Regions from separate parts of the Homo sapiens genome. Here region 1 is linked to region 2. Evidence: read pairs that join two places in POLR2A ChIA-PET (ENCODE). Cell type or tissue: IMR-90. All regions are shown on one strand. Links, peaks and the distances in the headings refer to the core of each region. The heading gives the core; the rest is flanking DNA. Region 1 overlaps CACNA1C (calcium voltage-gated channel subunit alpha1 C). Region 2 overlaps CACNA1C (calcium voltage-gated channel subunit alpha1 C).

The links. Peaks named below come from ENCODE experiments on the same cell type or tissue, not always from the same donor. Only the 100,000 strongest peaks of a DNase experiment are listed, where the experiment ranks them.
Region 1: POLR2A ChIA-PET joins it to region 2 with 5 read pairs; 2 of 35 experiments call an interaction of 5 or more read pairs at or near these places.

What each region holds. Positions count from the first base shown.
Region 1 is chr12:2,062,808-2,065,724 of GRCh38, reverse strand. The region is part of intron 1 of CACNA1C (calcium voltage-gated channel subunit alpha1 C); the gene reads right to left. Among named protein-coding and RNA genes, the nearest start is that of CACNA1C, 11 kb to the right of the region's middle. In IMR-90, for the core only: no CTCF peak of the experiment used is centred there; a DNase peak (open chromatin) is centred at 1,474.
Region 2 is chr12:2,473,358-2,476,274 of GRCh38, reverse strand. The region is part of intron 5 of CACNA1C (calcium voltage-gated channel subunit alpha1 C); the gene reads right to left. Among named protein-coding and RNA genes, the nearest start is that of CACNA1C-AS2, 200 kb to the left of the region's middle. In IMR-90, for the core only: no CTCF peak of the experiment used is centred there; no DNase peak of the experiment used is centred there.

The DNA of each region.
Region 1 (2,917 bases), core at 280-2,779, 410 kb after region 2:
CTCCATATAACACTTCCTCCATTTATTCCATCTTTCCATACCACCCTTCTTCTTTAAATCTGTGAGCCTTTATCTTTATATCCTTGTAACATCAAGCATGTTCTGCCTTTTATTACAGTTGCGGATGTCTGTGTGTCTAGGCATAAATCTTACCTCCTAGAATAGATACTTCCCTTAAAGGAAGGGATAGTTGAGGGCTGTACCTTGAAGATACCCTTGAATCCAGAGATCCTATAAGCAAACTGCCTTGCAGATAGCAGACGCTCAATAACTTTTTGTTAATGACTAACCATTCCTATTCTGGAGGAAAAAAAACTATTTAGAATTGTTTTCATCACAACTGGCATGAGACAGTTCATTTTCAGAGATATTTCACAGTCAATTTATCCTAGAAAAGGCTTCTTATCTCCTGGTCTTTCAGACAGCTGGGCATAGGTCAAAATTTTTGCCTTTTAAATAATTTTAAAAACAGAGGCACAAGATCCTATTCACGACAGACCAAATATGAGCTCTGAGTCACTGAAATCCACTTGGATGTATAGCTCGAATCCCCAGGATGTCTCAGGCAGCCAGATATGGCAACAGAAGCTTCCACCTTGGAGAAATGCTGTGCAACATTCCAGCTCTGCACAGCGGCCCAGAGGCACCTGTGAGCAGGGCCAGTGAGGGGGTGTGAGGGCAGAGCCCAAAGGAGAGGAATTTACTAATAGTCGGTTGGATTAAATTAAGTACATTGGCCTTCAAAGTGCAAAGTCTTCTGAGCTTCACATACCTCCATGAGCCTGTGCGCTTTTTTATCCATACCCAGGTCTCTGATTAATGGGTTCAGCTGAGGCATCAATGTATGTGTGTGTTTCTTCCTCAGATTAGCAGAGTTCAACATGCTAAGACAGAAATGCAGCCGATGATATTATCACTCTTAGGTAAAATGATCACCAAGAAAATACCTATCCCAAGACTGGAAAGAGGCTTCCAGAGTCATTTAACTGGGGCATCAATCCACAGCCAAGAGCCTACCACGTGCTGCTGTTTCCCCTGGCTGTCTACCCACTGCTCGCTTCCCTCTCCCCTTCCTCCTTTCCCAATTTTCTCCCCGGACTGTTTACCTTTCTTCTCACGTTTTTGCCTCTCTTGCCTAGACTTTAGATGTATGAGGAGCAGGTGAGAGCCCTGGGAAGCTGCTTTTCCCCTCTGAAGGCAGCTTTCAGGCTGAAGGCAGAGATCCCTTATTAATCAGTCATGCCTGGGGCAGGGCAGGCAGCACCTGGCCAGCACAGAGCACAGAGCTGCCTCCCCCTCACAGTCCAGGGAGGACTCGGCCCAGCCACACATGAGGGGAGCCACCCTCTCCCAACAGTCCCCAGGCTTATCAGGCCCACATCTCTAGCCACAGACATGGGTGCTCCTGGACTAGACACACAGGCAGAGGGAGAGACAGAGACAGACTAAATAGCTTTGTCTTGCCAAACACCAATTTCCTGTTGAGTTACGAAGCCAGGTCAGCAACGAGGTGAAAGCTGAACTGGATATAGAGACACCGGTTTTTTTTGTTTCGTTTTTGTTTCATTTTGTTTTTTTGAACAGAGGCAGTATCAGTCACTCCTCATCAAAAGGCAGCTGTCAGATTGTGAAACACCAATTAAAGTCAAATTTCTGGTATAGGAACTGGGAGCCCAGACTAAATACCAAACCCTCACTACTGACACAATAGGATTTCCTAATGCTGTAGTCTCATCTACGTGGGCTTCAAATTTGGGGCACTACCCAAGGAAGTGGGCTCTTAAAGCTAAAAAGTCATATTGCAGGGCCAGCAATTCCACTCCTAGGTAAACCCAAAATAACTAAAAATGGATTCAAATAGATACTTGAATACTGGTGTTCATTGCAGCACCATTCACAATAGCCAAAAGGTGAAAACGCAAGTGTCCATCAACAGAAGAATGGATAAGCAAAATGTGGCGTGTGCTTTCAATGAAATACTATTCAGCCATAAAAAGGAACGAAGTCCTGACACATGGTACAACGTGGATGAACCTTGAAGACATTATGCTAAGATACCTTTGAAAAATGCTAAAACCACTTTTTTGTATAATTGAAAGAAAACGCTTAATCCCACCTCCAAATGACAGCCAGCTCCCTAATTTCACGTGCTTCCTTTCAATGTCATCATTTATCATGTAAATTGTCATGACCTATCTAGGTCTGAAATTTGTGAGATATGTTATCAACAGTCAGACTACACAGCAAACTCCAACTGTAGAATTATTATTGCTGTTGGCTGGGCACAGTGGTTCACGCCTGTAATCCCAGCACTTTGGGAGGCCAAGCGGGTGGATCAAGAGGTCAGGAGATGGAGACCATCCTGGCCAACATGGTGAAATCCCATCTCTACTAAAAATACAAAAATAAGCCAGGCATGGTGGTGGGTGCCTGTAGTCCCAGCTACTCAGGAGACTGAGGCAGGAGAATCGCTTGAACCAGGGAGTCGGAGGTTGCAGTGAGACGAGATCGTACCACTGCACTCCAGCCTGGTGACAGAGCGAGACTACACCTCAGGAAAAAAAAAAAAAAGGAATTATTATTGCTGTCAATAACACATGAAAATCCATAGAGACAAAAGTAAATTCATGGTTGCCAAGGGCTGGAGAGAGAGGGGAATGAAAAGTGACTACCAATGGGTAAAGGGTATTTTTTGCGGGTGATGAAAATATTGGGGAAGTAGGTAGACCACTGAATCATACACATCAAAAGGGTAAATTTTACGGTATGCGAATTATACCTCAACAAAGCTGCTATTTCAAAATAAATAAATAAATAATGCATGAAGTCTGGAGAGCTCAGCTTACAGGGATGGTCCCCGGGACTCACGGGAATCTCGTTTGAGAATGGAGAGTGTCTATTTTCCTGGAGGGAGTGA
Region 2 (2,917 bases), core at 211-2,710:
CCACTTGTTGGCCCGCGTCATGGCAGATGCTGCTCCTTCCCTCTGGTCCAGATGGGGCCTCACAATCCTTCTCAACAGTGCATCTCTCATGACAGCTCTAATCCATTGGAAGTGATTGCATCACGATGGCCGTCCCTCTGTGCTGCCTCCCTATTGGTGGCAAACTGTAGTTTTGTGCTCCAGGCAGAGTAAGGAGCAGATCTCCTTCGGCATCTGCCAATGATATAGCTACCTGGACCTGTACTTTTGCTTCTTCTTACATCTTTTTTTGGAAAAAACTGTGAAATATACATACAAAAGATGCAAGAAAGGGGGATGTTACAATGTATGATTTATCACAAAACAAACAGCCATGCAACTATTACTCAGACCAAGAAATAAAACCCCACCAGCTATACAGCAGCCCCACTCACCCCTCCTACACCAAGATAACCACTATATTATACTTCCATAACAAGTTAATATGTAATTCACATTAACTTAAAAATAACGATTCTGTCAGATGTAGGAAAAAAACATTTCATAAATGTGAGCATCCACTTATTCCCTGATATTCTGTACTCTTCTCTGCATTCCCAATTCTTTTCAGTTTCTGTGTTTGATTATCAGTATTTTTCCCTGCCCTCTCTCTAGTTCAATAACTGTTTTCAGCTGTGCCAAGTCTTCTTTTAAATCCATTCACTGCCTTTTTCATTTCAGTGATTGTATTCTTCATTTCTAAAATTTACATTTGGTTCTTTTCCATATCTGGTTCTTTGGAAAATTACCAGTCCTGTCTTTGATATCTCTGAATGTGGTAAATACAGTTATTTTCAAGTCTATATCTGACAATTCCAATATCTCAATTCCCTGTGGGTCTATTTCTATGGTCTATAGTTTCTCCCCGTTTTCACTCAGGTTACTTTGTCTCCTTGTGTATATAGTTATTTGGTATCATGAATGAAACCTTCTTTTCTTTTCTTTTCTTTTTTTTTTTGAGATGGAGTCTCACTCTGTTGCCCAGGCTGGAGTGCAGTGGCGTGATCTCGGCTCACTGCAAGCTCCACCTACCGGGTTCACGCCATTCTCCTGCCTCAGCCTCCCGAGTAGCTGGGACTACAGGCGCCCACTACTGCGCCCGGCTAATTTTTTGTATTTTTAGTAGAGACGGGGTTTCACTGTGTTAGCCAGGATGGTCTCGATCTCCTGACCTCGTGATCCGCCTGCCTCGGCCCACCAAAGTGCTGGGATTACAAGCGTGAGCCACCGCGCCCAGCCAAAACCTTATTTTCACACAATTGGTTTTCAAAGTAATTTGAAAATGTTGATGATGTTATCTTTCTCCACAGAGGATTCACATTTGTTTCTATCAGGCATCTTTTCCAAGCTCCAGAAAGAAGATTTAGAATATTTTGTCCAGCATTTCTAATTGTCCTCGGCAGGACAGTTGATCTGAATCATCTCAACTGCCAATTCTGAAAGAAAAAGTGGCCTGCATTTCTTTTTTTCTTTTTCTTTCTTTCTTTTTTTTTTTTTTTTGAGATGGAGTTTCGCTGTTGTTGCCCAGGCTGGAGCGCAATGGCGTGATCTCAGCTCACTGCAACCTGCGCCTCCCAGGTTCAAGTGATTCTCTTGCCTCAGCCTCCCGAGCAACTGGGATTACCGGCGTGTGCCACCATGTCTGGCTAAGTTTTTGTATTTTTAGTAGAGACGGGGTTTCGCCATGTTGGCCAGGCTGGTCTCAAACTCCTGGCCTCAAGTGATCTGCCTGCCTCGGCCTCCCAAAGTGCTGGGATTATAGGCGTGAGCTACTGCGCCTGGCCTGGCCTGTACTTCTTATGGGAGAAACTACCTACGGGATCCACCTGTAGCTTTTCCTGCCACACTCACTCCCAGAACCAGACAACTGGGTTTTGAATACAAGGATATATTCTAGAGCACTGGAAAATCTTTGCGACATTCTCTTTGTGCCAAACCCTTGACAGAGCCTCTTGGAGTGAAGTTTCTGAGGACTGGCTGTTTGCTGAGCAACATACTTGATAATAAGGCCAAACAGGAGGAAAAGGTGGCTTGGTTGCACTCACTGCAAATCCTCACTCCTTCCTTTAGAAATGTAAAAAAGGTATACTTTTGGGGAAAACTTCAAAATATCTCTATGGTTTTGGTGGTAAATGAGATGTACTCATTATAGAGTTATCTAGTTGAATGAGTTACTAAACTAGTCTTAATTATACCTCTCTAATGATTTTTTTTCTGGCAAATACCATTATACCCAGGCAACAGCTTTCTCTTCCCTGGATGTTCTTGAGATGGAGTGTAACAAAGAACCAAATTTGTTCATTGCTGCCAACTTACGGTAACTCTACGCCATAAGCTAATCTTTCTATGTAACTCGAACAAAATGCTCTTAGGGTCACATACTTACTTATTTTCTAATTCTGGCTCAAATCACTATTGCATCAATAGGGACTTTGGCACTAACCAAATTTTCTATAGTGGTAAAAATTTCTAAACATCATGCTTAGATTTTCTTTTAAAATATATTTTTGGAGGGATTTAGTGGGGGAAAATGCCAGGCTATTTCCTCTTCTGCTATCAATAACTGTGTGACCTTGACAAGTCATGTCACCTTTTGGGTCCAGGTTTCAACATCTTTAAAAGGTGGACATTGGATGAGAAAATGCAATCTGGCTCTAAAATTTTCTAAGTTGTTATTTTCCAAATAAAGCAAGATTCTAGTACCTTTCCTTCTTCCAATTACTACTGTGCCTTATACACAATAAGTCCTCAGTAAATGTGTGACATATAAAGTAAAATATAACATATAACATTATATTATCTAATATACTATAATTAAGAACAGTTTCCCGAGGACAGCACAAAGAGCTACAGTTCAAGCACAACACTGCAGCCCCATGGAATTGAGAAGGCAGAAATC